Linked DNA regions of Homo sapiens: region 1 is linked to region 2. A link is a loop called in an ENCODE intact Hi-C map of the cell type or tissue named here. Cell type or tissue: gastrocnemius medialis. All regions are shown on one strand. Links, peaks and the distances in the headings refer to the core of each region. The heading gives the core; the rest is flanking DNA. Region 1 holds the start of MSANTD1 (Myb/SANT DNA binding domain containing 1). Region 2 overlaps HTT (huntingtin).

What was found. Hi-C counts contacts between places; a loop is a spot of excess contacts. Peaks named below come from ENCODE experiments on the same cell type or tissue, not always from the same donor. Only the 100,000 strongest peaks of a DNase experiment are listed, where the experiment ranks them.
Region 1: a loop joins it to region 2, with 2.0 times the contacts of the local background. A loop is called at or near these places in 4 of 110 quality-filtered maps.

What each region holds. Positions count from the first base shown.
Region 1 is chr4:3,240,775-3,256,207 of GRCh38, reverse strand. HTT (huntingtin) reads right to left here. Exons shown (of 67, transcript NM_001388492.1): 67 at 12,251-15,433. It overlaps MSANTD1 (Myb/SANT DNA binding domain containing 1), which reads right to left and starts at 7,049. Exons shown (of 3, transcript NM_001042690.2): 1 at 6,666-7,049; 2 at 2,726-3,001; 3 at 1-483. The coding sequence starts at 6,985. The coding sequence ends at 243. RefSeq lists an enhancer at 4,635-5,531 and a silencer at 9,496-9,671. In gastrocnemius medialis, for the core only: a CTCF peak has its summit at 9,420 (motif pointing right); no DNase peak of the experiment used is centred there.
Region 2 is chr4:3,189,274-3,204,699 of GRCh38, reverse strand. It overlaps HTT (huntingtin), which reads right to left. Exons shown (of 67, transcript NM_001388492.1): 41 at 4,761-4,968; 42 at 552-693. Among named protein-coding and RNA genes, the nearest start is that of MSANTD1, 52 kb to the left of the region's middle. RefSeq lists a silencer at 1,544-1,643. In gastrocnemius medialis, for the core only: a CTCF peak has its summit at 10,714 (motif pointing left); no DNase peak of the experiment used is centred there; H3K27ac peaks cover 1,463 bases.

The sequences.
Region 1 (15,433 bases), core at 5,658-13,657, 53 kb before region 2:
CCAGAGGCCCTGGCCTGTGTCCGAGGAAGGGCATTCATGCTGGAGACTGGAGCCTCACGGTCCCCAGGGCCTGGGGGTTCCTCAAAATACCCCTCAGAAGGGACATCCTGCCAGAGGCCAGGTGGAAGGCGGTCTCCGCTCGCGGGGCGGCCCCCTTGCCCGCCTGGCCTGAGTGGCCTGCCCTGGGTGGCCTGAGCAGTACCACCAGCCGCCCGGCCCCGCCGCCGCCGCCGCCTGCTGGCCTAGACGCTGGACTTGGTGATGATCCTCTCCAGCAGACTCATCATGCGCTCCTGCAGCTGCAGGCTCTGCACCTGCAGGATGTGCTGCTGGTCCAGCACGCGGCGCACCTCGCGGCAGGTCTCCTCCACGGCGCGGCTCAGCCGGCGCTGCTCCTCCACCATGGCCTCCAGCAGCCGCAGCTGCTTCTTCTGCAGGTGGCAGCTCTGCACCTTGCGCTTCTTCACCGGCCGCTCCTCCGACCTGGAAGGACAGTGCCGGCTGTGGACGTGCTGGCCACAGAGCCTGGGCACACCAGGGGCCTCACCGGACCCTCCCGACAATCCTACTGGGCAAATGGGGAAACTGAGGCCCCAGGGAGTCAGGTCACTTACTCAGGGTCTCATATTCCATGTGCAAAGGAGGGGCCAGAACCCACCGCCTTTGACAGAAAGTAACAGGGGTGGCCGGGTGTGGAGGCTTATGCCTGTAATCCCAGCACTTTGGGAGGCAGAGGCAGGTGGATCACCTGAGGTCAGGAGTTCAAGACCAGCCTGGCCAACATGGTGAAACCCCATCTCTACTAAAAATACAAAAATTAGCCAGGCGTTGTGGCGGGTGCCTGTAATCCCAGCTACTCGGGAGGCTGAGGCAGGAGAATCGCTTGAACCCACGAGGCGGAGGTTGCAGTGAGCCAAGATCGCGCCACTGCTCTCTGCACAAGAGCGAGACTCCGTCTCAAAAAAAAAAAAAAAGAAAAAGAAAGAAAGAGAGGCCACAGGCATTGCCGTCCTTTGCGACTAGCGGATGACCCCAATGACCAGGGTCCCAGGACAATCCACACCCCTTCGGTCTGGAAAGGGTGGGATGTTCTGGGCTGCAGAGGGGCATATCCTGCCAGGGAGCACCCTTCACCCACCAAACTGGGCAGGTGGGGGCTCAGCCCCAGTTGGGGGCCAGGGGTGGAGAGACCACCCCCAGGGAGAGATGAAGGCAGGGGTGGGGGGTGCTGGGTAGTGCAGAGTACTCAGGACCCCTGTAGGGAAGCCAAGACCACCAGCCCCACCCGGCCTTAGGCAGATGGGGAAACTGAGGTCCCAGAAGGAAGGGCCTGAGATGTGAGCCCCCTTATCTCCCGGCGGCCTAGAAATGGGGCCGGCACACCTTGGTAGAGAGGCAGAAGGACAGGCACCTAGAGGGTGTGGGGCCCACAAGAGGCCTGGGCTCTCTCCCCAGGACCTCAGAGCTCTGGTAGAGGTGGTGAGTAAAGGCAGTCCAGCCCTGTGGGCGCCTCCTGAGAGCTCTGCTGCTGGGGTAGGGGCCACCCGTGGTCTCAGCAGACCTCCCTGAAGGGCAGGGAGCTGCCAAAACCCACAGACCCCAGGGCCCTGCTCCAGTGCCTGCTCATCCCTGGCCCACACTCTGCTCTGAGCTGAGAGGGTACAGCCAACCTCAGGGGCGTGAGATCCGCGCTTTGGGCCTGATCAGGGAGGGCAGCCCCCACGCCCCAGTCCTGTGCAAGGCCCCAGGCAGCTGAGTCTGAGAACTGGGCTCAGTCCACGGGAACAACAGCCACAAATCTCAGGCCTCCTGCTGGTTCCTTCTAGCTGCCAGCAAAAGCGTTTTTGTCTCAGGTCTTCAATGAGAAATCCTGAGTCAAGCAGCGGCCCCCGGCATGAGAGGGACCCTCCTCGGAGACGCCTTCTCTACTAAAGATACTTTTCTGACACCTCCTGTCAGAAAGACTTGAAGACCAGGGCAGGGGAGAAGCTGTGACTCAAATCCACAATCTTCCTGTTCTTGCCTCCAAATGGCCAACTTCTATTTTACCTTGAAAGCCCACCCCAAATGTCCCCTCCTCAAAAGCACCTTCTCTGGGCTCCCCAGGCCCACCCCGCAGGTGTCTGTCCTGCATGCTGCCTGGCTCCCGGCTGCCCTGTGAGCATCTTGCAGGCACAGTCACGTGGCCAGCACGGGACGGGTCTGAGGTGTGGGATGGATGGCAGAGGGGACGGGTCATGCCCACGGCAACACGTGATGAGGTGCAGCCCGACACCCTCCCCAGTGCTGAGAGGGCAGCTAGCCTGTGAGGGTGGGGTCTGTGTGGGCTAAGGGAGGCCAGGGGGCGCATTCTGGGGTCTGGGGCTTGGTCTCCCTCCGTGTGCCGGGCCCCATGCTGCGTCTTCTCTCCTGTGATGCTCCCAGCCACCCTCTGAGAAAGGTACTGATTTACCCCCATTTTATAGGAGGGAGACTGAGGCCAGAGAAGTCAAGGAACTTTCCGTGCAGCTCAAAAGTGATGGAGCTGGGAGACAAACTCGGTCTGCCTGTGGACACTAAAGCCCTCCCTGGTCTGAGGCCGCCTGTCCCTGGAGGCGCTGCCCGCAGCCACGGCCTCTGCAACCACTGTGGCCGCCGCCGCCGGCCTTGCCACTCCCAGTCCCTTTCTCTAAATGGTGGGGGCTGAGATACCCCAGGGCAGGGGAAGGACAAGCAGACACACTACCTGAACTTAAGGGACAGTAAGCTGGAGGAGCTGTCGGAGCGATCATCCTCGAAGCGGCCTTCGTAGGAGCACTGGTTATACGGGAAGTACAGAGGGGTGGACTTAGCGGGCGGCGACAGGGACGCCTCGGTCTGGGACGTGGAGGGCCCCGGCGGCTGGCTGTCCGGCAGTTTGCCATCACAGGACTCGGGGACCTTGGCCAGAATCCCATCAATGGCTAGGTAATAGGGCCAGTCGGGCGGGGCGGACTCGCTATCTGTCATGCATTTTAATTTCCTGAAACGAGAGACACAAGAGCCAAGGGTGAGAAACAGAGCTGGCCCAGCCCCTGTCCTGCCCAGCCTCAGCAGAGGGGCGCGCCACGCCGGCACAGGCAGGAGCCGCTCTCGGCTGGCAAGGGCCTCCCCAGCAAAATCGGCCAGGCTCCAGGGTCAAGATGACAATGGACTTAGAAAGAAGCTGGGCTTCAGGACCTACACGGGCTCAGATGTTAAAAAGGAAGCACACGTCCCAGTATTACTAAGGTTATCTGTGCATGCTGGGACCTTGGGGCTGGTCCTATTGCTTTTCCCTTGCTTTTCTATAGTTTCTAGACTCTCTGCAATGAGCAAATACTGCTTTTTAAATAATTCATTTTGAAAGGTAGAGTAATAAGGTTTTATTGTAATAATAAGGTATTATAAGATATATAAATATAGTGATAATATTTTGTAATATAATAACTGTGTTGTTCGGGAGAGAATGCCTCAGGGAGCGACAGCCACTGGCGTTAGAGCACAGGCTTCAGTGTCCACAGCCCTGAGTCAGTATCTCATCTCCACACTTTGCTGTGTGACTTTGGGCAGGTTCATTCACCTCTCTGAGCCTCTATTTTTATATCAATGACATAGTGATGATCAAAGTAAGCCCCTCCCCCAGCTACAGGGCAGATTTAATAAAGCAAACAGCAGGCTGGGCTCCCATGCCATTCTTGGTTGAACCTACAGTCTGGGCAGGAGCCTAGATCCAGCGCTACAACCTGCAACCTGCCCAGAGGCCCTGGGGTGGGCCGGATGGGCCCCTTCCCACACTGCCTGATGCCTCATTACCACTGGGACCCCCAGCACCCACCTACTCCTGCAGACAGGTCCTGCCCTGAGAGGCTAAGTCCCCAGGCCTCCCCTGGGCCTCGGCTGCCCTCTGGGAGGTCAAGGCAGGAGACACAGGGCCCCATGGCGGCCAGACAGCTCTGGCCAGGCCAGGGAAGAAGCCACAAGGTGGGGGTGGGGCAGGGGCATCTCTGCCTCACTGGACCCAGTACCTCCTAAGGCCCAGTGCCCACTCCCCACTCTGCCTTTGAGTGACAGAGTGCCCCAAGGCCGGGCTCCAAACCCAACCTGTGCTCGGAGTGGGTGTCTCCTCTCTCCTACTCTTGCTACCTGCCAGGGTGTGGCCATTGGCCGTTGGAAACAATAAGCTGGATTCTGAATGAGGTGCCCCCAGCAAACAGGCACAGCCAGATGGTGAGCAGGGGATGCTGCCCAGGGTGGCACGTGGCTGTGAAGACACCAGCACAGAGCGTGTGAGGGCAGGCGCTGGGTGCCCATCCCTAACCTCTGCCCCAGGCTTCTCTCTCTGCCCTACTTGAGCCAGCCCACTCTTTGGAGAAACGAGAAAAGGCCTATTCTCAGTGTAGGAGGCCCCCAAACTGTACTTCAACAAACCATGCTCCACAGAACCAGCCACCCTCTCAGGCTTCTTCAGCCCAACAGCCTTAATATATAAAGAGTTCTTGTAAAAAAAAAAAAAAGAAAAAGAAAAAAAAAAGAAAAGCCTCTGCTATGGGGAGACTGCGGGTATAAAGAAAAAGGACAAAGATCGAGTCACCCAGCCACAGCTTCCTCTGCTAAGGACTATGTGGCCCTGGGCAAGTCCCTCTCATGCTCTGGGCCTCAGCTTCCCCCTCGGTGAACTAAGGCTGACTGTGGCAGCTCTGAGGGGCTGCGGTGTGGAAGTGCTTCATCAGCCATGACGTGCAGTGCACCGGTGCAGCCCTTGGCCAGCCCAGACTGCAGGGTCTGGAGTGGAGGCCCCCACTCTGCTGCACCCTCATCTCTCAGCCTCCAGGAATGGAGACAGAAACCCTCCCCTGGGACTCTGAAGAGGCTTTCAGCATAAATAATGAATAACCTGGCCAGACACCAACCAGAGCCAGCCAGGGAGGTGGTGCCCGTGAATTCCTGAGTCAGAGGGGAGCCTGCTGGAACAGTCGTGGCCACCTCCCACTGCCCTCTGCGTCCCTTCCTCACCAGGTGCCTGAGCAGGACTAGGAGGCCACGGGAACAGTGGGGCCGCGGGCAGCTGCCTGTGTCCACCGAACCTCTGAAGATACCCAGGCTCACACCTCAGCCCTCACGTCGCAAGCCAGCCGCTCAAACCCAACATCCGTCATGCTCAGCACCCTAGGTCCCGGCTTTGGGGCCTGCCTAGGGGCCTTTGGGCAGGGCCAGGCCCCGGACCCCTCCTTCAAGGCTCAGAAAAAATCAAATCAACGCAACTGAAAGCGGAGACCTCACAGGCTGGCGGTCTGTCCGGGGCCTTGCTGGGCCTCTTCCCCACTCCCACTAGGGCTGGGGACTGGGGGTTCCCTTCTGCTGTGCTGGAGGCCGGCTCCTCGCCTGAGGGGGGCAGTGGGGGTGGCCTCTCCCACAAGTGGCTCAGGTGCTCTCAGCCTCTCTGCCCCAGGCTCACCTGCCTGACCCGGAGGTGGAGCAGCTGAGTGAGGCCACTCCCATCCTGGAAGCTGACAGGCTCTCCGGCAGCCCCAGGCCCAGCCCTGTCCAGGCCGCCCACAGGGCCGGGTGCTCTCTGCTGCCATTCTCCCCCTGCAGCTTCCAGCTCTTGCTGCCACCCTCGCTCCGTGCAAGACCCTCCCCACACCCAAAACCATCACCCCACACCTGTGACCTTCACCGCACACCTATGACCTTCACACCCTGCAAGACCCTCACCGCACCTGTGACCTTGCCTGTGCCTGAGACCTTCACCCCACCATGACCCCTGCCCACCCGGGACCCTGTCCTAATGGGCTGGGGACCCACGCACTTTAAGATGCTGGGTGTGTGGGACCACACCTGTCCCCTCCTAGACGCCAACATCTCCCTGGCTGGGTGGTCCCCTCCGGCCTTCCCTGCAGGTTGCCAGGGCAGGAAGGGCCCACCTGCCATGTAGCAGGAGCAGAGGTGGGGCCAGGCCGGGAGCCCCCACGCTGGGAGTCCTGGGCCAGGGCAGGCCTCCACCTCTTTCTTCTTCGCACCGTAAGCCCCACCCATGCGCTGGCTGGTCCTGCACCTCACCTGGTGATTTCTGGAAATACCCCACCGTGACCCTAGGGCCAGCCCCAGTGGGGCTCACCGGCTCATGGCAGAGGCTCAGTGGATGCTCCAAGTCGCAGAGCACTGAGCCTCCTTCTCACTTGCAGTCTCAATTTCCCCAATGACGCAGTAGGCCCCTGAAACCCCTGCTGAGCTTGGGAGCTTGGTGGTGGGGAGGGCACTGGCAGCCGCCGCCTCCCTATGGGGGAGCAGGGTGTGAGGTCAGTGGGCACCACCATGAGTGTTGCTGCCTCCGAGGGACAGTGCCCAGACCGCCCATACGTCCTGGGAGCCATCCTGGCCTCTGCCCAGCACCAGCCCCACCCCTGCTACCCCTCAGCTCTTAGACTGGTTTCCTGCCCTTGCTGGGCCTCAGTTTCCCCACTTCCCCAATGGAAGGCTGCACACACGGTTTCCGTGGGCCCCGTCTCACCCCGTGGGGTTCTGCCCATACCCGGCCAGAGGAGACCGACAGGCAGGCCACGACCCACACATCGTCCCGACTCAGAGCTCCAAGAAAGTCAGGAGCGGCCCGCCACGCCCGGGCCCGCCCGTCCTGGTGGGGCCCACACTGCCCGCTCGCCCACCTGTACTGGAAGGTCATGTTGGTGATCTTGATCTTGATCTCCTCGCCCAGCCTGCGCTCGCCGGTCATCTCGAAGAGCTTGCTGGCCATCTTCTCGTACACCTTGGCGTTGCGCTTGGTCTGCTTGAGCTCGTCGAAGAACTCCTCCCAGACCAGCATGAGGCCGCGCATCTCGGCGTCCGTCCAGTTGCGGGCCCGCCGGTGCTTCTCCGCCTGGGGAGACACGAGGTAGCCGGGCCCCTCGGCCGCCGCCATGCCGGAGGCGCCTGTGGGGTGAGAGAGCGCGCTCAGCGAGGGCCCCGGCCCGGCCCCACGCACCATGGGCGGGAGGCGCCGCTCACGCTCGCTCGAAGGCAGCTCCACGCTCAAAATGGGGCCTACATCTGACAGGCAGGAATTTAGTTAAAAGCTTTTAAACGGGAAACGTCATTTTGATGTCACGTTTCCATAGCAACAGAGCAACTGCATAAGCTACAACAACAGAAACCTTTTAACTGAAAGCACAGGAATCAGGGCTGCACTGACGGGCCATCAATATTGCGGCGAGCGGGCCAGGCCCAAACCCAGCGGCCCGGCTCCCGGCCCTGCCTCTCACCGCCGCCCAGGCGGATCGGCCCCCAGTTCAGTGCCGCCCCGGCTCACGCAGGCCAAGAGGGGGCCTCGGGTGGGAACAGGCAAGGAGAAAGGGGGCAAAAGGTGGGAGAAACAGAGAGGACGAGCGACGAGGAGGCTGAGTCCCCCAACGCTGGCCACTGGCCCTGGTGGGGGTCCTGGGCTGTGGGACCCTTAAGCTCCCTCAGAAGGCCCCTGCCTTCTGAACTGGGGCTGGGCCCTGGGGCTCCTGGGTGTCCTGGTCCTGGGGTCCTGGGGCTGGGCCCTCACAAGAACCCCAAACCCCCACCCTTGGCTCCTTTTGCTTCTCTTGCTCCAGCCCCCAGGCGCCCTGGGCCTTAGGTCTGTGGACACTGGAAGCCCGGGTTGGTCAGAGCCAGGCCCTGCCCAGAGGTGCAGACACAGGGTACACAGACACGGGCCTCTGGCACCGGCCGGTGAGGACAGCAGTGATGGCAAAGGTGAGCTCTGTTTGAGACACAGGAGGGAATCAGCCCAGCAAGCCAGGGGGAGGCCACAGGGCACTCCTGGGAAGAGCCACGGGCATGGCAGGGCACAGTCTGGGTACGCAGGGAGCTGATGGGCAGCCAGATTCGGCACAGCGTGCGGAGACGGGGCTCGAGGCCCAGGCTGCGGGGCAGGCCCCTGTGGGGCTGAGGGACTGAGATGCCCCCAGGCTGGCCGGAGGACCACAGCCTGCCGAGAGCCCCAGATGCAGCGGAACCGGAACCGGAGCGGTGGCCTGGGGGTTCTGCCCGGAGAAGTGCCGCCCAAGGGCATCGGCACCCGAAACGTAACACATGCATGTCAGGCAGGGCTCTGTGGAGCCCACGGCACCTGTGCAGCATGGACTGTGCTGGGCGCGGTGCCCAGGCTAAATGCCACTGTGGTCAGCAGAGGGACAGCAGGCACCCCCCTGCCCTCCTCAGGCCTGACCAACTGCAGGAGACTCTCAGGTGTGGGCTGCCCCAAGAAGGGCAGCTGAGCCTGGAATGAGGAGGCATCTCGGCCTCTGCCCGCTGCCCCTGCTGTCCTCTGAGGCACCTTGGAGGTGGGACCGAGGCTCTCAGGGGAAGGACAGGGCAGGGGCATGGCGGGGGTGCCCAGCCCCACTGTGGGTGCCCAGCATAGGGAAGGCGAACTGGGGCTCCCTCTTGCCCGCAGTCAGGATAGGAAGTGTATGGGGAGGGCCCCAGGGATGTGTGAGGAACTCAGAGGGGTCTCTGCACCCCCTACACTGGGTCCCTGGTCAAGGCCTGGCCCCACCATCAGCCCCATGAGACTAGTCCAGTCCCTTCCATCTGGGCCTCAGGAGACATCATCCCTACTGCCTGGCACTGGGGCATCTCCACTCGACTAAGGTCAGCCCTCCGTGCTGGGGGCTGGCACAGAGAGCTCTGTGGAGTGCCTGCAGATGAAGGAGTGACTAGAAGGCCTACCTCCTCTAGGAAGCCCTGGCTCCTCAGGAACAGGGTTCGGCCCTCCCCGGTGAGGTCAGGGACCGGTCCGAATGCCCTTTCCGTAGCCATGACTCCAAGGGCAGAGGTGGGGCTGGCTCCCAGCATCTCTTGGCATCTCCCGGCACAAGGGGTAAGCAGAAAGGCATGGGGTCCCAGCAGTGGTTCTGGGTGCAGCTCTAGCGACTCAGCATGGACCTTAGTCATGTCCTCCCCACTAACCTGTTTCCTCACCTCCACAACAGGGGTAACAGGATCTGACTATATCACCCAGCATGGTGCTGGCTAAGGGGGCACAGCCCTCCCAGAACCCTGGGGAGGTCATGGGGCCTCTACGTGCCCTCTACCCCCTTCCACAAATCCACCTTGGAGCTGCTGGGGACAGCGTCAGGCCTACTGTCCTGGCTGAAGGGGCAGCTGCTGGCCAGTGGACACCACCACCACTGCCGGGGGCCCCCACCGGACGGCTCTAGAGGAGGCACCTACACCCCTGCCTGCCCGAGTTCCAGTGGGCGCAGGGAGGCAGGGCCCTGCCTGGCAGGGTGCCACCCCACACCCGCACCATCCTCCAGGCAGCATTCCCAGGGTAAAAGGCTCAACTCCAACCCTCTCTTCCCAGGCTCAGTGCACATGGGAGGCCCTGGACAGGGCAAGCTCCATGGCCTTTCCCGAGGCAGAGCCCTCACACTGACCTCCAATGTGAGGACAAGAACCAGGCAGGCAGCAGATGGCAGCACCAGGCACCCAGCTGCTCCTGCCTGGGAGGGTCCCCACATCTGTCCCCTGCTGGGGAGGGGCTCGTACCTTGGCAAAGCTGCATGGCCTGCTGGGACCCTCAGTCGCTACGGGGTCTCCTAGGGCCAGAGGCTGGTCAACCAGCAGCACCTGAGGGAGAAGGGGCAGGTCAGGCCTCGGCAGGAGCTGTCCCTGGTGCAGACCTGGGACATGGGCGGGGCCCTGCTGGGCTCAGGCTAGAAGCATGCTCCCTAGGCCTCCATCCCTTCTAAATAATGAGGCTGGGCCCAACTAGACTCTCATCCTGCTCAGCATTTCTGGGTGGATTTTCTGCCCTGCCTGACAGGCCAGCAGGACATGGGGACTGACCAAGGGTGGGGGCAGCAGGGCTCCCAAACACAGAAGCCCAGAGAGGAGGTGGGCGTCCCACTGAGGGGCACCTTCCAGGAGCAGCAGTGGTGAGCACAGCCTGTGCAGATGGGTGGGGATTTGGCAGCTGAGGAGTTCAGGGCTTGGGTGAAGGCAGAGAACCACGTGGAGTCCTGGGCCCAAATCACGGGGGGCCCCTGGGCAGGCTCCGGAGCCTGGACTTCCCCAGAGCAATTGGGGCCAGGAGGGGAAGGATGTGGCCAACACTGCCGCCGCTGGGGCAGGGTAGAAGGTTGGGCGGGTGGGCTGTCCAGAGGGTACAGGGGCCAGGATCCACCTCAGGACCAGCCTGTCCTAGCAGTTTTGGGGGTAGCTGCCTGACCAAGCATGGAGGGCAGGGGCCTGTGCACACAAGGGGAACCCAGACCCACAACTTCAGCCCTCTGCCTCCAGTGATGCCCTGACCCTGACCTCACAGGTCCACAGGGCCCACCCAGGGCCCAGACACCCCCGACCAGGACACCTGGAGGCCTGGTGTAGGGTGGAGAAAGCCGGCCACACTGGCGGGCCCCCCCAGAGGATGTGGCTGCAACAGGACTGGGTCCTCTGTGGCTCAAGCCACTTGCCCAAAAGGCAGCCAGGCTGCTGGGGCTGCAGAGCCTGGGGGACCCGCAAGCGATGTCCACATGGTTTCCCAAAAGAGGTCCTGGTGATGACACAAGGCCGGGTCCACCTCTACCCACAGACACTGTCACGGTGCTCATGGACCAGACTCGTGGGCTCGCGGAGGATGCCTTTCCTCAGGCCCCACTGCAGGCTTCCCTGAGGGGTGCACCCCACACCCCCAGGAACGGGGCTTCCTCTGTCCTCGGTTGGCTGTGTCACATCATGTAGAGGCAAGGCCCCCCTACCCAGTCCCTTCAGTGGCGGCTCCACCCGGTACTCACCTCACCCTGGCTACTTCCCTCATCTGACTTACAGTGCTCCACGCACCACGCAGGGGAAGCGACTTCCAGATCCCAACAAAGCCAGTAGCAGCCAAAATCAAATACCACCGAAGGCACAGGGCACAGCTCGGCAAGGGGACAGGGTGTGCTCTCCGATGAGGAAGAGGAAGGCTGTGTTGAGGGCAGCTCTGCCGTGGCATGGGGAGGGACTGCAAAGCCCACTCACGAGGGGTTCACCGCTGCTTCCCACTGGACCCCGGCCCCTCTTCTTTCTGAAATTACCAGCCATGCCAGGTGTGCTCAGTGTGCCAGGCTGTCCACACCTGGACCAGGGAGAAGGGGGTGCTCCATTTCTCTGAAGTGACCAGAATTTAGGTAGCTCTGAAAGGAGAGGCCACTGGGGGGCCCTGGAGCGGTGTCACCTATGAGGAGACAGATTTAGGGAGCTCAAGTGGCATGCCCCGCCCCAAATGCTTTAGGCCTGTCCACCACATCCCTCCGGCAGACTGATCCCTATCCCTGCTCAGAGAAAGGGGGCCCCCGCACGTGCCCAAGAGGAGCAGGCAGCAGGAGCTGGCCCCTTGGCCGACTGGCCCCCGTCTCTCCTGGCACAGACAGCAGAGCAGGGAAAGAATGGGTGGACGACCCCTGCCAATTAGCCAGAACCAGACGGGACCTCAGCAAACATTGACTAAATACCCTGCACCAGAGGAAGCCACAGGGTTTTTGTTCTTGCAGGTTGGTAAGACATCTGCATCCCAAGATGACTACACCACCAATCACCAAGGCTTCCGAGAGGCTCGTCCGGAGCTTAGAAGCATCCCCGCTGGGCTGAGCAGAGGCTTCTTGGAGTAGGCGCTGGTTCAGACAGGACAAACAAGCTAGAATAGACGGGGCAGGCCCTGCGGACACACAGCAGCCCCGGCCACACCAGAGGTGGGATGTGCCAGCTGCTTTGGGGGTTACCTGGGAGCAGCTGGGCCAGGGACGCAGGTGTCAATGGCCAAGGAGGTGGAAGGGTGGTGGGCCCTGTGAGAACACAGCTCTAGTCTCTGTGCTGGGCCTGATGACCTGCTTCAGTGCCATGGGCCAAGTCCTGAGGCTTGTGTATGTCATATAAGCTTATGATGTCACTTGACCATGAAGGCTCCAGCAGCTCCAGCAGCTCCCACAGCTCCCATCTGCAGGGCAGGAAGACCACCTGTACTGTGGTTTGGGAAGGCCCTTGCAGAAGCACCCAGCCAGGCCCATGCCCTGGGGCCACTTCCTCATCCCTGGCTACAGAAAACACGGGGCCTGTCCCTGCTGGCAGCTGCCTGGGGGACCCTCCATAATGCCAGATGTTAGCTGGTGGGACAGTTTCTGCCCCTGCTGGAGAAGCACTTAGGAGACTGCTTCCTAAGACTCCAGCTCAGCAAGGTCTAGGTTCTCATGAAGCAAAGCAAGCCTCACACAGCAACAACTGATGGTTTCCATTTTTTTCCTTTAATTTGGATGTACAATGTTTGCAGCAGTTAAAAAATTAAATATACATCTCTCGTCAGTCCTTCCCTTTGCTCTCAGAAGCATTCAGGTCTGGGTGGGGCTCCGGGACTCGCCCATCACAGCCCTGCTGGCTCCAGGGGAGCTCAAGCTCAGCTGACAGTCCCTCTGACCACGGTGCAAAGCAGTGAGACCTGGACAAGGAGGCCCCACTTGGGTCAGAGCCCACCCTCCGTAGGCAGGTCCACGTTGGCCACGATCCTCCAAGGCTGGCAGTTACCACCCAGATTGCAGCGGGAGACTCTGCTCTTAGAAACAACTGAGGGGAAGGCGTTCCTTTGACTGCACCAGAGCGTGACAGGCACATGGGGGAAGAGCGGCCCCTGAACCTTCCAGGTTGCCTTCAGTTGTCATGCGGCATTCTGAGCAGCTCCCTCCTTCCCAGGAGGCCCAGGCCCGGCAAGCGAGTGTCCTCGTCTGAGCCATCCTGAGCTCTCCAAGGTCCCTCAGCAGCTCTCAAGATCTTCCTTCTTCTCACTCCTACACGTGACCCCTCTGGAGGACAGCTCCAAGTCTACCCTGGCCAGCAGCTGTGGTCCCGGGTCCTCCCCGCAGAGGGAGGAAGCGGGGGAGGGACAAAGCCCGATGAGGATGTCTGCTGGGAAGGATGCTCACAGGTAGCAAGAGAAGCCTGACTCCACCCACCAGACACACAGAACTAACCTCACTCCACCCCGCAACGGGAGGAAGTTCCACCTGCCAGGCGGCCACACACCGAGTTATTGCTGTCTACTATCCGTCCCGAGCTCCACGTGGGGCTCATCTCAGCTCCAAGAGGAGGAGCTGTTCATTGGCTCCGAGGGCTCTGAAATGACCCCCTCCATGAAGATGGGGGCGAGGGGTGTCCTTTAGGGCACAGGGCCTTCTCAGATGCTACATTCTGGGTGTCTGGAGGGGGTTCAGCTTCACATTTTCCCCTTGAAAGGACACATGCGCTGGCAGAAATGAGGGTGGACAGTAACAAAGAGCACTTGGCAGCTGGAAACATCACCTACATAGACTCAGCTGGGCCCGCAGCGGAAGGGAGGCACATTTTGGGAAAGAAACACGCTTCAGTGCATTGCCAAACAATTCTACCCTGGTTTCATTAAAATCTTTCCCGATATTACCAGCAGGAAAACAAAAGCAATCTCCCCACAGCCCACCCCCAAAACTTGACAACCAAATTAATCACATTTGCAACAAAATTTGGATAATACGATGGGTGCTTGCCACAGATTTTTAGGAACATGATAAAGTCTTCCTCCCTTCTGCAGAGAGCTGATATGGAGACCATCTTCGCCAGTGGGATCCTAGTGGGCAATGAATGAGCCCTGCCCTGACCACGTCCCACGCCTGGATGTCCGTCACGCGGCTAACTTGACCTGGCGGGTCTAAGGAAAGTCAACTTCCAGGAAGAACCGACACGGGCACTCTTAGAGGCCATGCATCTCCGTCTTGAGAGGTGTGTGTGTAAAATTATAGATGTGTCTATATGCACATGCATGGATACTTTATGTATATGCGTGGGTGAAGTCATTTTTACTAATGAGCTCATATTCATCTCCGGAGCACACAGGCAGGTCTTTGGGGGTGGGGGACACCTACTGCCAGAGCGGGGTGTTCTGAGCCCCTTGCTAAGGACTGGTTTAGATCACGTCGTAAACAAGAGGAAGACAAACTCTATGTTGAGCCCAGCGATATGCATTCCAAGGGAATGGCTCTGTTTTACATTCACAGTGTTATTTCTTACAAATGTAAACATCTAGCCAGGAACAACATCTGGCCTGTGATACTGCTGTCTCAGAGCTGCTGACATAACCTGCGGGGGAGGCGGGAGGCGGGTGGGGAGCAGCCAACAGTTCTGAGAACTTTCCCCTCGTTCCCAAACCTTCTAGCGGGCTTTCCAGGAAAAAGCTAGGATGAGAAACAGGAGCCCCCAACCAATACGGAATGGTGATTTTCTTACGTGTTATAATTCAGTAGCTTCCCTTAAGGGCCTCCTCAAACATCGGACCCCTTTCTACCGCTCCTGCTGCCCCGCCACGAGGACGAGGTGGTCCTGGCTGGGGGAGGCCTCTGTTGGGAGCTGGTGGGAAAAGCCTCATACAGGCCTGGCAGAGGCTGCTCAGAGGAGGGGCTCCCTTTCAGCTCCCCCTCACGTATGTGGGCAGCATACAAGTCCACATCTCAGCTGCTCCCCAGCTGCCACATAGGAGAGGGACAGGTGGAAGCTTGGGGGTCTCAAGGCAGCACCTGCACAGAGTTCCAACATTTCCTCCACTTACCACATTCAATACCCAAAACATCGACGGGCATGACCAAACCAAGCCACATGACAGTCGCCAACCTTGCCTGGCTCGCCTCTAGGGCTGAGGAAGCAGAGCCCCTGCCTCGTCTCACAGCCAGTCGGCAAGCAGAGCTCCCAAATCCAGCTCCTACATCAGCAGCAGCCCGGCCATCCAGAATCCACTTCCATTTTAATGACTTGGCTCCTCTGGGCCTGCAAACAGGAGGCTGGTCCAGGGACCTGGCCTGGGGATAGGAGTGGCGGCTCTGACAGGGCCGTGGGGCAGTCTCCGATGAGCACAGATCTGCACTCTCCTGACTAAAAGGGGTCACCGTGCAAGATGTCAGCTGGAACGGGGGCAGAAGGGATGCTGGGCTCTGTCACTAACAGTGCCAAGACACCAAGCTTTGCTGTTGACCGAGAGAGGCTCAGACAAAACACAGCTCAGTGACACTCTTAGGGCATGCATCCATGGAGCAGCAGGTCCCAACACCTGCCAGCCAGCTCCTAGGCAGACGCCACCCCAGGGCTAGCAAGGAACAGGAGTGGGAGGCCCATGTCTCTGGACACAGTGGAGGCTGCTCACAGCCAGGGAGGGCTGGCCTTCTCAGCTGAGTGACAGGGAGGCTGCTGTCCCTGACTGGTGGGTGGAGAACGACAGTCGTCTGTGCCCGAGGAGGAGGGGCTGCAGGTGAGCGCACCCCTAGGATAATGGGGGCCTGTCCTCAGTCCTGCTGTGGCCACCTGCCCACTAACGCCTCTCTACATCCCAGTCACCTTGTGAATGCATAAACAGGAACATGTACAACGGAAATGTCAGCGGGTGCTCAGGAGGGCT
Region 2 (15,426 bases), core at 7,426-15,425:
CACCACACTTGGATAATTTTTTATTTTTTATTTTTTTAGAGATGGGTGTCTCACACCATAGCCCAGGCTTGTCTCAAACTCCTGGGCTCAAGTGATCTTCCTACCTCAGCCTCTCGAGTTGCTGGAATTTAGGCATAAGCCACTGCTCCTGGTATTAATTTTTAAAAAAATTTAAAATCAGAACCCCACTACAGTCAATGCACTTACTTTGTTTTTTAAATCATTAGTTATTATTATTCCATTGCTTCCCTCAAATTAACAAACATACCCAGCATCATGTAGGCGTGAGCCAATAGCCGGGCATTTGATAAATGAGTCAGCTGCAAAAACTCTCACAGTCCAACTTAGAATCCAGTGACTGGAAGGCCAGGCCTGGTCTCCAATTATATGTCACAGCAGAAGTAAACATTCATTCTAGATTTAGTTTCGATGGAGCTTGGCAGGACACCGGGCGGTCTGGGTTCCAGAGGGTCCATGCAAGTGTCATCTACACAGGATGTTCTCCTGGTCCCCACCTCCCTCAACCCCGTTTACAGGCATTTCAAACTTACGACATAATCACAGAAGAGAATGAGAGCCCCTCTTCGTACTATTTCTCTATTGCACATTCCAAGTTTGGCTGCCAAGTCAGAATCCTCCTCTTCTCCAGACATCTGGGGACTAAGTAACTTTGTGCTGGACAGACTGTGTCTTCTAGAAGGAGCAACAGATGCATTGACAATGTTTCTGGATGGCAGTGAGCTTATTTGCAAAATACTGAAGATGATTATGTTTAATTCTAGTTCTAAAACAGACAAGTTGTTTTAAATATTGCCATATCAGAATGTTGTATGTGTAATATATACTCTCAGTTATCTATTCCTAAGCTACAATAAACCACATATGAAAAACTAAAGAAAACAGAATTTAACAGGCAGAAAATTAAAATGCTTGCCTGAATAGCAAAATCCACCATAAAGCTGCACATTCAATCAGCACCTTTATTTCAGAACTCACACTGGCTATGTTTGATAATTGAGCAATTGCTTTTGAAATTCTCCATCTGCCGTGAAAGTTGCCAACTGCCAGAATGAAAACCTCCCTGCTTTCATGTTTTACTGTTCGTTTCCCAATGAAACATCACCACTCTAAACATGTTGATGTTATACGTTATGGAAATCCTGTTTAAAAACACTTCTTCCCCACTAACACAGGTTATTTCACTCTACACTGACTTCTCACTTTATTGTTTTTTTCTTTTTGAATACGTGGGAATTATAAACCTTGAGACTCTTGGCTCTAGTCCATACAGTTAAAATGTTGACACACTCCCAAACTGCCCCTCTGACCTTCAGGGTCTGACCGAGCGACGTCCTTCCCATTGCGGCAAAGGGCCTTAACGGGGACAGAGGTCACATCAAGCTAAGAATATTCTGAAATACAACAACTTTTCCTGTAATCCCTCAGGATTTAGAAGAGAACTGGTAAAAACCAAAATTCTACAGATTTAAACTTTTTAAAAAGTGCCTTTTCTCTGTTTCCCAACTGGTGAAGTGAAAACAAACTACAGCCTAGCCATACAATGCTCAGCAGTTGCAAGGAGCGAGCCACCGACGCGTGGGCAACACGCGACAGAACTTTAGACACTGCTCACCGAAAGGGGCCAGACTCAGAAGGCTGCACACCGCGTGGTTCCGTTTCTTTCTTTTTTCCCCAGAGACAACGTCTTGCTGTGTCACCTAGGCTGGAGCACAGTGGCACGATCATAGCTCACTGTAACCTCTAACTCCTGAGCTCAAGTGATCCTCCTGCCTCAGCCTCCCAAGCAGCTGAACTACAGGGACGTGATTGTAATTTTTAAATTTTTTTTTTCTGGAGATGGGGTCTTGCTAGGCAGCCCAGGCTAGTCTTGAACTCCCAGCCTCAAGTCATCCTCCCACTTCAGCCTCTCAAAATACTGGGATTACAGGCATGAGCCACCACACCTAGCCTATAGATTCTATTTCTATGGCCTTCTGCAATGGGCTGAACAGAGGGACAGAGCACGGATTGGTGGTTAGACCTGGGGAGGGGCAGGATGTGGCAGAGGAAGAGGGAACTGTTTGAAGTGACAGCACTCCTCTATATCTTGATGTGGTTGGGGGAGGGGGGCTGTTACTGACTACAGTTGATAGAAAAGTACATTTTACTGTATTGTAAATTATGTGTCAATGTGAAAACTAACGAACAGGAAACGTGCCCTTTCTCAGTGGGCCGTCCTGCCAGCGCAGTGTGACTTACACTCAAGCTGTAATTGTGCACTTTGCAATAATACAGCTATAGGGTAATGAGCCTCTGAAAGAGAAGAGGCAGTATTTGCAATTCAAATATGAGCAGTAGACATAAAGAAGGTCCACTGTCAACTCAAATTCAGCCCCAATTTGTAGCAGCACAAGCCCCCCCAAATCTCAGGCCATACACCGCCCGGTACTGGTGGCGAATGAATGTCCCAAATCTAGGGTGACTCAGAACAAGATGAGCTGGGAAGTGACCAACACATCATGTGTACCACAACACACCCACAAGCGCCAAAGTATAGGCAGGACTCTAACAGTTCACCAAGAGGTAAGACAGATTGAGAGTGAATCATAAACCCACAGTGACAGAGTCCATAAGAGAGGGGCTAGGCTAGGGCAGGACCCACATAAGGACCTCCTGGAGCAGAGCACCCAGTGTCGCCTGGAGCCAGCTCCCATCTGGGAGCCAGCCTGAGAGGAGATGCACACAAACCGAGAGAGGGTCAAGAGTAAGCAGCAGGAATTTCTGCAACTGGATACAGCAATTTTATGGCTGCTGAGTCTATGGCTAAAAAAAGAGCAGCTGTGTTTTGTATTTCACACTTCTAGTAATTCATTTTTCTCATCTCATGGAAATAAAAAGATACTCATCCCCCACCACCCACAGCTGGAAAAACACAGTGCTAAGAGCAGGGGTTTAAACCAGAACAGCTCTGCTCTCTATGGGCATCTTGGACACTTATGGGGATTTATTTTTTCCTTCCACCACGGGGACACCTTAGACACTCACATGCTTGTTACATATTATCTTAATTTTACCTTTACATTACCATTAAAGAACGATATTTTTTGAAATTTAATTATTAGGTTAAAAATCCATTGATCCATTAATTTTTTTTTTTTTTTTTTTTTTTTGAGATGGAGTCTCACTCTGTCACCCAGGCTAGAGTGCAGTGGCGCGATCTCAGCTCACTGCAACCTTTTCCTCCTAGGTTCAAGCGATTCTCCCGCCTCAGCCTTCTGAGTAGCAGGGACTACAGGCACCTGTCACCATGCTCGGCTAATTTTTGTTATTTTCAGTAGAGACAGCATTTCATCATGTTGGCCAGGCTGGTCTCGAAGTCCTGGCCTCAGGTGATCTGCCCGCCTTGGCTTCCCAAGGTGCTGGGATTATAGGCATGAGCCACCACGCCCAGCCTAATCTATTAATGTTATTTCAGGATAATAGAAGGAACAATACAGAAGGTTATAAAGGAAAACTGGATCAGAGGGGGTCACGAAACAGTCACAGAATTTACCTACATTTACAAAAAGCTGTAGTTTGCCCTCAGAGGGCTGAATGAAGACGCTTGCTGAATTCCAAACTAAATTTACCTTTGGTTTATTTCTTTTAAACACTCATCATCTAAGCATTTCTGTTACTCCAATTCAGGGGACACAATTCCCAGATTCAGAGCTTTCTGATATAACATCAGAGTAAGCAGGCCCATCTGTCAGAAAAGGAGTGATCTGCTGAATCCGCAGCTGATTTCTATGCACGTTAAAGCAGCACAGAACTAGGAGACACTGACTTTCTGTCTCCTGCCCCCACAGTGCTCAGTCATCGTAACAGGCCTAAGACATCCACCAAGCATTTCAAATGTCGTCACTGGTCTGTCTCCTCCAACAGAATGACCAGACCCCACTACATACGGCACAGAGTGGATGGTTAAGAATGCCTCCCAACAGTGGACTTTCCAGCTGAGTGCCATGAACTGGCCCTACTGGGAGCCCTGGCAGCACAAGGTCCAGTATCCATACTGAGCAGAGAGGCACGGCAGCACCTGCCCTCTTTTGTCTCCAGAACTTCTTTTCCCCAGCGTGGGATCTTGAGCCTTCCAGAAATACTGTGCTGAGGATTCAGCTGGGCGGGGGCCAGGGTTGGGGGTGGTCACAGCTTTTATTTCCATACATATACAAATAATGGAGTGTTGGAGCACCTAGAAATGGAGCTTAAGCCTGAAAACCTTTTGCAAAAAGAGGGCCACCCATAACGAGAACCTTAGTAAGCCTTTTTGAATGGTAAAATAACATTTCCAAGAGGTTTTGAAATTTGCTACACTGTTACTTCATTATCTAAGGATAACCAGAACCACATTTACTTTATAATGAGGTTAAGACATTGCAACATGTCTGGCTATGGAACCAATTTAAGGACTAGAACTTAGTAGGAGCCACAGAGCATGACAAGCATATCCCACAAGATGCAATGGTGTCAAAGAACCTGCCAAAGAAAATCGCATTTAGAAAGCAACTGCTATTTTGAATGCCTTTAGCTGGACCGCATGTTTGTCCCAATAATATGCTGTCCATGAAAGGAATATTAATATGCAGCAGAAATTTCACAAGCCCTCACAAAAAATGGAAAATGAAAATGCTTTAACGGTGGCCAAAGCTCAGGTTACTGGGAGTCTCAGGACAGGGTGCTGGGCTGGCGCCCTGGGCTGTGGGGCATTATGAACCTACTTCGGGGTCTGCTGCACTTCTGCCCACCAGCGGTAGTCGGTGTGGTTGACAAGCAGCAGTATCTGACACCAGAGCAGCACCAGGGCCGGGTGGGTGGTGATCATGGAACGAGCCCGCAAGTTCAAGCTGTCCAGGGTGTAGAAACTGCCGCCACAGCCATCACTGCGGAACAGCCTAGTGGCAGCTGCTGTGATTCTCCGGAACATTCCTAGAAACAAAGTTAAGGAGAAATGTCTTTGCTTTCATCTCGGTCCAGTGCCACATGGCTACGCGAAGATTTTACATAAAAATGAAACAGGCTGAGTCGTCTCCCATACTTACGTATTCAGAACACCTGGCATTTAGAAAATTCTGATTTTTCTAAGCAGAAACAGATATCCTACTTTTTTTTTTTTTTTTGAGATAGAGTTTTGCTCTTGTTGCCCAGGTTGGAGTGCAGTGGCGCAATCTTGGCTCACTGCAAACTCCACCTTCCGGTTTCAAGCTGTTCTCCTGCCTCAGCCTCCCAAGTAGCTAGGATTACAGGCGCCTGCCACCACGCCCAGCTAATATTTGTATTTTTAGTATAGAGGGGGTTTCACCATGTTGGCCAGGCTGGTCTTGAACTCCTGAGCTCGTGATCCACCCGCCTCAGCCTCCCAAAGTGCTGGGATTAAGGCGTGAGCCGCCGTGCCTGGCCAATATCCCACTTATTTAATGGACTGGTCAAGAAAGCTAGCATTCCTCCTCTCTCACTGTCGACCTCCACATTGGTCGGCAATGCCAAGCCCTCCAGGAGCTCCAAGCCAAGAGCTGCGAAAGTCTGAACACAGCTCCTGGAGAAGGAGTCAGGGAACACTCAGCGCCTCGAATCACTGCACTCGGGCCACAGCGGGGCCCCCACAGGACTGAGCCACAGCTACACAGGCAGGAACAGCACTCGGCACCTGCCAAACTCAACAGCTCCTGGGCTTGCTAAGGACTGAGGGACAGAAATGCTGAAGGAGGCCAGGTGAGAAAGCAGGACCCCCCTGCGGTCCAGGCTCTGTGTGCCCTCTGCAGGCTCCTGACACCTGACAGCCAAGTGGCCTCTGTGCCCGGCCATGGAGCATCCTGGGCCTAGGCAGGCCAAGCGGTCAGCCTCCCCACACACAATGCTGGCACCTCAGCAACACACTCAGCTAGATTCTACCGGCAAATTTCTCCACAGCATCCTTCTCAGGGCTCCAGGAATCATGACTTCATTCTATCCTCTCCTTTGGATAAACAAGGTCAAAGGCACAGAGACATGCACAGGCTGCAAAGCCCAGCAGGGAGAGGCAGCAAGACTTGGGAAACAGAGAAAGGCCCAGCTGGCCAAGGCCACCCTCTCCCCCAGATCTGGGCTGCCTGGCATCACTGTTGGGATCAAAATTTTATTTCTGATTTAAATTTCAGGCCGGGTGTGGTGGCTCACGCCTATAATCACAGCACTTTGGGAGGCCAAGGTGGGCAGATCACTTGAGGTCAGGAGTTCGAGACCAGCCTGACCAACATGGTAAAACCCTGTCTCCACTAAAAATACAAAAATTGGCCGAGTGTGGTGGCGGGTGCCTGTAATCCCAGGTATTTGGGAGGCGGGAGCACAAGAATTGCTTGAACCCAGGAGGCAGGGGCAGCAGTGGCCAAGATCGTGCCACTGCACTCTAGCCTGGGCAATGGAGCGAGACTCTATCTCAAAAAAAAAAAAAAAAAAAAAAAAAAAATCAACACATCCCCAAAGTGAAAGGGTCCTAAAACAGGTAAAAACAGAGTACAGGCTTTTTAGGGCTCCACAATGCCTTAAACTATAACCTGAGACCAAGGAAGCGAGCTAACAGAAGCAGCACACTCAGAGAATGCAGACCAGGTCACGACGAGGAGTTCTAATGCCTTGTCTCTGGCTCCTCCAGGTTTCCTGGGATTTCTCTACACTTGCTTCCTGGTCAGCATTGTCCCCTCCAGCCCATTCTGCACTGGCCTCATCCTTCTGTGGGGCCCTCTGTTCCTGCATGGGCCCCCTGAGTGAAGAGGCATGCACTGCCTTCAAGGAAGATGCAGCCAGGCCACAGAGCACGTGCAGGGACAGACCCGGGATGTAGGGGTTTTGAACAGGTAATAGAAACCCACAATCCAAGCTGTGTTCTAGGTGGCTGAGTGTCAACACAGGCTCTGAATCAGACTGCCTGGTTCAGATCGTGGCTCTACTGTCTACTACCTGGGTGACCTTGGATGCACCTTACCTGGGGCCTCAGCTTCCTTAGGTGTAAGATGGAATTAAGAGCAGTATCTGTTCGCAGGGCTGTAATAAGGAGCAAACAGGAGAACCCAGGTAAAGGGCTCAGCACTGCACAAGGCATGGAGGAAGTACTCAGCCCCCGGGGTGGCAGCTGCTGGAGCCTATTAGGGAAGTTCAGGTGGAAGATGAGACGGACTCTGAGGGCCACCTCCTAGTAGATAGAGAGGAGGAGGTAAGGTTAGGGTTCCTGGGGTAGCGGGAGGAGGAACATACTATGATGCTGGGATTCTGAACATCCCTAATGATCTAATTAACAAGAAGAGGCCCTGGAGAGTGACAGTGGTGCTAGTTCAATTTTAAGTGCAAGTCTGAGGTACTGGCAGGACAAGTCCCGTGTCGAGAAGCTGGATGCCAGGACTACAAGGACCAGCAAGAGAAAGTTGTCCATGAGAGCAACAGCCAAGGTCACAAAGGGGATGGACCTACCAAGGCCAAGGAGAGAGGCAGAAACACAGAGAAAACAGTAACGAGAGACCATGGACAGCAACTCGAGGAACACAATCAATTAAGTGGCTAGACAGAGAAGACCCCACAAGCTACTGAGTGACAAGAGGGCAGCTCCACAGAATCAAGCTGGAGGGCCTAGGATGAGAGAGACCTAGAAAGAAAGAACACAGGCAGCCTCTGCAAAGGCCTTTTTAGTAAAGAGGGCAAGAGGCAGGCTGCCATGGCTTGAGAAACAAGAGGGAAACAAACCACCATGGGCAATGAGAATGGAGTGTACACAGAGGGAGGGACCCCTCATGAAGGAAGCAGGAGGGCACAGGAAGTGCTGGTTTGTTTTTCATTTAAGGCTGGCTTAGTGTGGCTGTTAAGTGTAAAAGAGCAGCTACAGGCAGGAAAGGAAAGGTAAGACATACATGTTTCGCTACGGTGAAGTATGCAATGGATTTTTTTTTTTTTTTCAGACAGGGTCTCACTCTGTTTGACCAGACTGGAGTACAGTGGCACGATCACAGCCCACTGTAGCTTTGGCCTCCGGGGCTCAATTGATCCTCCTGTCTCAGGTTCCTGAGTAGCTGGGAGTATAGGTGTGCGCCACCATGCCCAGCTAATTTTTGTATTTTCTATAGAAACAGGATTTCAACATGTTGCTCAGGCTAATCTCAAACTCCTGGGCTCAAGCAATCTGCCCACCTTGGCTTCCCAAAGTGCACAGGATTACAGGTGTGAGCCACCACACCTGGCCTGCAATGGATATTTTTAAATAAGCATCAAAGGCAAAATTCAATTCCAGAGAATCCAGAAGGATGTGGCGTCAGGAAGCAGACATAAGAGGGGCCAGGAAGCCGGCAGGAGGATGAGGATGAACTTGGGGACAGGATAGAAGGTCCCCTGTTCCGCTGGGATGTTATGAGGAACCCAGGGTCCCTTCCAGGTGGAGGGAGGAACAACTGGACAGAGGCTCATGAGAAGGATTCATCACTCTCTCTGCGGAGAGCAAGGCAGACACCTGCTGGGCATGGTGTGGGCATATCAGAATAGCAAAAGCTTTAGAAGGCATGGCACTCGCTGCAGCTCATTCTGAAGCCACCACTAATCCCATGGTGACACCCGCCTGGTCCCCTCCTTCCAAGGGTTTCCCTGACTTTCCTCATCCTGGAATCACCTGTTTTTATCCTCACAGAAAACACATCAGAGACCACAGTGCTGCTGCTGGGAAGCAGCAGGACGACGTCTCTCAGTCCCCTTTTACAGGGTGGGGCTGTGACCTGTCACCACGAGAGAACACCAGCAAAGGCATGCCTGTCACTTATCCAAGGCCACAAAGCCTTCTTTACCTTCCCTCTCCTTGTCCCCAACCAGACACAGAGGATGTGAAGGCCTGGAGAACAGAACCAAAAGAAGGAAAGGAGCCTGGGTCCCCGAATTCCCACATGGAGGAAAACCATCCGTGAACCAAGAACACCCTCAATACATTGTCATAAAACCAAGAAACAACCTTCTCTGGTGTGAAGCCATGGAAATGTTGGTTTATTTGTTACAGTAGCTACCATTACCTAACAAAGACAACAGTGGCACTGAGAACGTGGCTGAGATGAGAAGATGCTTCTCGGTGGAACCTCCCTTCCTAGGGTCCCGAGTAGTGATGAGCAGCAGTCTGAGACAGAAAGAAGGCAGAGCCTGTGGATCACAAGGGTGGCACAGGGGAGCCAAAGGGACTCAGGGGAAGAGAAAGGGACCAAGTGCCCGGAGACCACGATGGCAGTGCAGGAAAGGAGGCGGGCAGGAAGGCGGATGCAGGCTGCACCCAGAGAAACAGCTACAGCTGCACGCAGCAGCTCCGCAAGCCGTGTTTTTGTGAGCTAAACAAAGAAATATTAAAAGGAACAATGGAAGCAGGAATTGGAAATAAAGAATGCTGTTTTCAAAACAGGCAGGATGTGGGATCGCATCCCAATTCCACCATCGAGAGCTCCTAGGGCAGAAACCTCTCTGGGCTGGGCTTGTTCAGCTATGACACAGAGAGAACCATCTCTTCTCCACGCCACACAGTGACTGGGGCCCATGGTGGGTATTCTGAAAGTGGCAGCGGCTACACTCACCACTATCAACCCAAGAAGTGGCCTGATGAGAGAAAGATCGATGGGCAAGAAAGAATGCTTGGGTTTTCATTCTTGGTTTTGGCACAGGATCTTTTAGAACTTAAGCACAAAGCGGGAAATACTTCACAGAGCAGTTCTAAGAATTAACTGGGATAATTAAAATTAAACCTACCACATACCCATGAGAAAATTCCATTGCTCCCAGCATTATAATTGTTAGTAGCCCTGTCCTTTCCCCAAGCATGAACTTGAATCAATGTCAACTTTATTACTATAGAAAGGACCACTTTCTCTCTCTTCCAGTATTCCTGCTTTGCCCCAAAAAGTGGAACCACAGACGCTTTGGAAAGGACAGGGAAGAGCTGTCGTGCAGCCATCCCCTCTGCCACAGAGGAAGGGGTGAGCATGCCTCCGTGAGCGTCATGGCACATCTCCACCACCCACGACCAGGACTCAGGGAGGAAGGGGCAGCAGCTCCTGCCACCCTGACTGGGTATAGTCTGGATGGCAGGCAGGGAAGAGCACAAGATGTGTCCTTGAAAATCACGGTGAGCAAAGCTGGAAGGCCGTGTTGAGGCTACAAGGCCAGACAGCTCTAATTCAGCCACATGGACAACAAACAAAGCTGATGTTTCCACCTCCTGGGCCTCTGGTGCCATCATCTGTTTCTAAACCAGTCTATCTTGGACCAAAAGAGAGGGATGCTGGTTACCCCAAATGTTGTAAACAGGAGGACAGCTATCTTTCTTGGCTATTCTGCTTATCCTAGATGGAATGTGAAATAGGCAAACCACTTTGGGATGAATACCCTCCTCTCCCAACAAGAGGAAAAGCAGGAAACAAAAAGTCAAGGGTGCCATTCTGACTAGTTCCTGAACCAGGTATTATTTAAGAAGTACCCACGCCTGAAATGGACAAATTTAAAGGTCTTCATTTTCGGTTTATGGGTGGAATTCATAGCCTTTGTTTAAGCAGTACGTGAATACATATTACCAATTTTACATGCTAAACACACCTTACTTATATAAAAACACGAGATGAATTATTTCAACTCTTATCTTGAAACCAATCAAATACAGTAATTCTGCCACCTAGTGTCTTTCAAATAAATGCAGTCAAAGGAAACAAGAAGACAGAAACACACATTTATATATACACACACACACAACTTACTTGCAAATGTTGGGCAGATTAAATAAGGTCAAAAGATACCAGCAGGAAACCCACGTGCCCTCTCCAAGCCCTCCACTCCCACCAGTAAAGCTGCTTCTCAACAGACCTGCACTGTCTCATACAGGAGCCACTATCCACACAGAGCTGTTTAAATTTAAGTTAATTAAAATTAAATAAAATTATAAATTAAGCTATCCAATCAGACCAGCCACATTTCAGGTACAGAACACCACATGTGGCTAAAGGCAACTAAATTAGACAGTGCAGACATCCTGTCTCTGCTGGAAGTCCTATTGGACAACACTTCAACAGTAACAATATTTTGCCTCAATTGTGAGATGGAAGGAGAGGAAATCAGCGCAATAAGACAGTGACCACATTTGAGCTGCACAGAGATCGCTCGGACATGTAGAAGGACACAGAACACACCACCCTTATCCCACAAAGGCAAGACTAGTCCTTAGAAATGAGGCTGTCTCCTCCTGGCATCAAATCCAAACCAACTGGTGGCAAAATATTAAAATGACCAACATACTAAAATTGACCTATCATTCATTAACAAGCCATATTTTCTCAACTTTAAACTTATTACAGTGGTCAGTGAAGCATAATCCGAAGATCTTTAAAAAGAAACAAGAAAATTATTTCAATAATAGCAAGTAAGGCTCAAAAACTAGAGTCCACTATGAAAATTAAATTTTGGCCATGGCCTGTGCGGAGGGTGACAGCAGCTGAATGCAGAGGCCATGAAGAGGCCCCTTTCTCCAGGATTCTGTGGCGCCGTGCGGCCGGGCCCTACCGGCATCCTGCCTGCCTGCCTGTACTCTCAGCTGCTCTCTTGGGTGCCGGAACTCTTCTCTGCAAAAAGCTAGCTACTTCTCTCCCTCAGAAATCCTGCCTCTGCCTGCCCACCCATTTCGTCTGTCACTGCACTACTGTTCTTCTTCATAGGAAATATCAAGACTTGTGATACTGACGCACTGACTGGAAGTTCCGTGCAGGCAAGAGCCAGGATGCTCAACTGAACTTGGCACAACCAGAGCCTGCTAGCATGGAGGCGGGCCACGCCAAGAGTATCCTCAAATGGACCAAGGCTGAAAATGCTATCTTTTACTCTAAGATATGTATGCAAAATGTGTACAAAAATCCAGTAAGAGAAAGGAGCTTTGATCACAAAAGCACCCTGCTCCCATCCCTTTTTAAGGCAACTACTTGTTATCATTTCTGTTTTCAGTTCTGGTAGTTACCTCCAAAATTCTAACTGCTGTGCTGCTATCCCTTGCAGCAGACCATCAGTTACTGCATGTGCTCCTCTCCCTTACTCCCGGAGACCAGCCCCACCTCCTCATCAATGGAATGCTGTCCAGTCTCCCATTTGGCCCATGTGGACCAGAGCATTCAGGGGTTTATGGTCACCCATATTACTCATGCAAGGCCAATCACATAGGCCTACTTGAGGGGCTGAGAACACAGCCTGCTAGAGGTCATCTTCGGTCATGTGAAAACAGCCCACCAGAGAACAAAACTAACACAGGAAGCAGAGATGAGACTGGGCGTGGTGGGTGACACCTATAACCTCAGCATTTTGGGAGGCAGAGGCAGGAGGATCGCCTGAAGCTAAGAGTTAAAGACCCGCCTGGGCAACACAGCAAGACTTCCATTTCTACAAAAAAATTTTAAAACCTATCCAGGCATGTTGGTACATGCCTATTGTCTCAGCTACTTAGAAGGCTGAGGCAGGAAGAACTCTAGAGCCCAGGAGTTCGAGGCTAGAGTGAGCCTCGCACTGCACTTCATGCCACTGCACTTCAGCCTAGGCGACAAAGTGAGACCCTATCTTTAAAATAAAATTTAAAAATTATATAAATGAAAAGAAGAAAGCAGAGCTGAGATGCATAAATATACAATGCAGACCACAGAATTACAACACTAGATGCAGTCCTACCAACTACCCTTGCCTGCACTTTCCAGGAGCTTAAACCAACACATTCTTTCTCTTACTCTAGTTTAAACTGGGGTTTTATCCCTGCAACTGAAAGACTGTTGAATACAATCACCACATCATAATTTGTCATGATTTATAGACTTCAGACAACTTTAGACATCACCCATTAACTCTACCGTAATAAAGATGAGATTTAGCTCATTTATACTACCTCCTAACAATCTGAATTACATGTTTAGTTCTATTTGGAGACCTCTGAAGCCTCTATATTTTGGTCTGTCAACTTCAGATGATGTAACCATATAATCCCAACAATGCTAGGTGAAGATTTTAGTTCCCCTTCCACTCCCCACCTCTATCTCTACCATCTACTTGCCAAATTAACTTGGTTAGTTTTCCTTTTATATTCATCAGAACCGAAGACATTTTCATTCTGTTCTGAAACCATAATTAAGTCAGTAAGTCTTCAGTGTTTCAGTCATACATTGATTTCAAAAATGAAAGCTCGGGCCGGGTGCGGTGGCTCACACCTGTAATCCCAGCACTTTGGGAGGCCGAGGCGGGTGGATCACCTGAGGTCAGGAGTTCGAGACCAGCCTCAACATGGAGAAACCCTGTCTCTACTAAAAATACAAAAAATTAGCCAGGCGTGGTGGTGCATGCCCGTAATCCCAGCTACTCGGGAGGCTGAGGCAGGAGAATTGCTTGAACCTGGGAGGCAGAGGTTGCGGTGAGCCGAGATGGCACCATTGCACTCCAGGATGGGCAACAAGAGTGAAACTCTGTCTCAAAAAAAAAAAGAAAGAAAGAAAGAAAGAAAGAAAGCTCAAGCAGTATTTACATTATGACTATCTGAATCTAGTTCCCAAGAGAGCCAAGGATCCTAGAAGGATGGCATCTCTTTCTATAGGTCTTTGATCGTGACTCCTAAGCCGCTTAAAGGAGAACCTTTTTAATATCAAGGGCTTCCAACAGATCAACTGCTGAACAATCAAGCCACATTTTGGTTTGCCTCATATTTGGACCATGACTTAATGCTGTTTGCTGTTACTAGAAATTAGAATTGCCTTTCTATTTTCTTGAGAGAAGAAAGACGTGCCTATCCCCTAGAACTAGGCTTCTAGCTATTTAGTCATTTATTTAAAGCAAAGCATTCTCATTACAAACGATCGTTCTTCTTGGAAAACACACTGTCCTAATTTGGACTGGCTGCTTTCCATGCTTGCTGCACAGCTGGCATCTTATGACTTTCTTGGGTTCACTGTCCTTGTCATTTTCTTTCTCTAGAGACATGGTCTCGATCTCGCCCAGGCTGGAGTGCAGTGGCATGATCATGGCTCACTACAGCTTGACCTCCTGGGCTCAGGCTCATGCCACTACTCCTGGCTATTTTTTTTTATTTTTTTATTTTTGTGGAGATGGGGTCTCTTGCTATGTTGTCCAGGCTGGTCTCAAGCTCAAGCGATCACCCCGCCTCAGCCTCCCAAAGTGCTGGGATTTCAGGTGTGAGCTACCATGCCCAACCTTCACCGTCCTTGATCATTTGTAAAAGTAACAAAAACATCTTGGCCTCCAAATTTAACACAGGAGGAGGAAGCTCTCAGGTTTACTTTTTTTTTTTTTTGGATTTTTTTTTAATAAGAGGCAGGGTATCATTCTGTAGCCCAGGCTGGAGTGCAATAATAGCTCCCTGCAGCCTCGAACTCCTGAGCTCAAGAGATCCTCCCACCTCAGCCTCCCAAGTAGCTGGGACTACAGGCATGTGCCCACCATATCTAGCTAGTTTTTGATTTTCTTTGTAGAGATAGGGGTCTCGATATGTTGCTCAGGCTGGTCCCAAGCTCCTGGCTTCAAGTGATCCTTTTACCTTGACCTCCCAAAGTGTTGGGATTACAGGCATAAGCCACTGTGATTGGCCCATCTTAACCATTTTTGGCTCTTGTCTTGTTTTGTTTTGTTTTTTTGAGGCAGGGTCTTACTCTATAGCCGAGGCTGGAGTGCAGTGGCATGAACACATCTCACTAGAGACTTAACCTCCTGGGCTCAAGCGATCCTCCAGCCTCAGTCTCCTGAGTAGCTGGGACCACATGCACACCACTATCCCCGGCTAGTTTGTTTGTACAGATGGGGTCCTACCATGTTGCTGAGGCTGGTCTCAAACTCCTTGGCTCAAGCAATCCTCCTGCCTTGGCCTCTCAAAGTGCTTGGATTTCAGGCATGAGCCATGACACCTGGTCCTCTTAACTATTTTTAACTGTACAGTTCAGTAGCATTAAGTACATTCATAATGTTATACAACCATCACCACCATTCATTTCTAGAATAACTCTCTTCATCTTGTAAAAATAACTCCCCTCCCCTGCAGCCCCTGGCAACCACCATTCTACTTTCTATATCTATGAATTAACTACTCCAGGTCCCTCATGTAAGTGGAATCACATAGTATTTGTCCTTTTGTGACTGGCTTATTTCATTTAGCATAATGTCCTTAAGGGTCACCCATGTTGTAGCATGTGTCAGAATGTCCTTTTTTTAAGGCTGAATAATATTCCACTGTAAATATACACCAGATTTTGCTTATCCATTCATCCATCGAGGGACACTTCAGTTGGTTCCACATTTTAGCTATCGTGAATAATGCTGCTATGAATGCTGGCATGCAAATATCTTTTCACCACCCTGCTTTCCATTCTTTTGGGTATATAC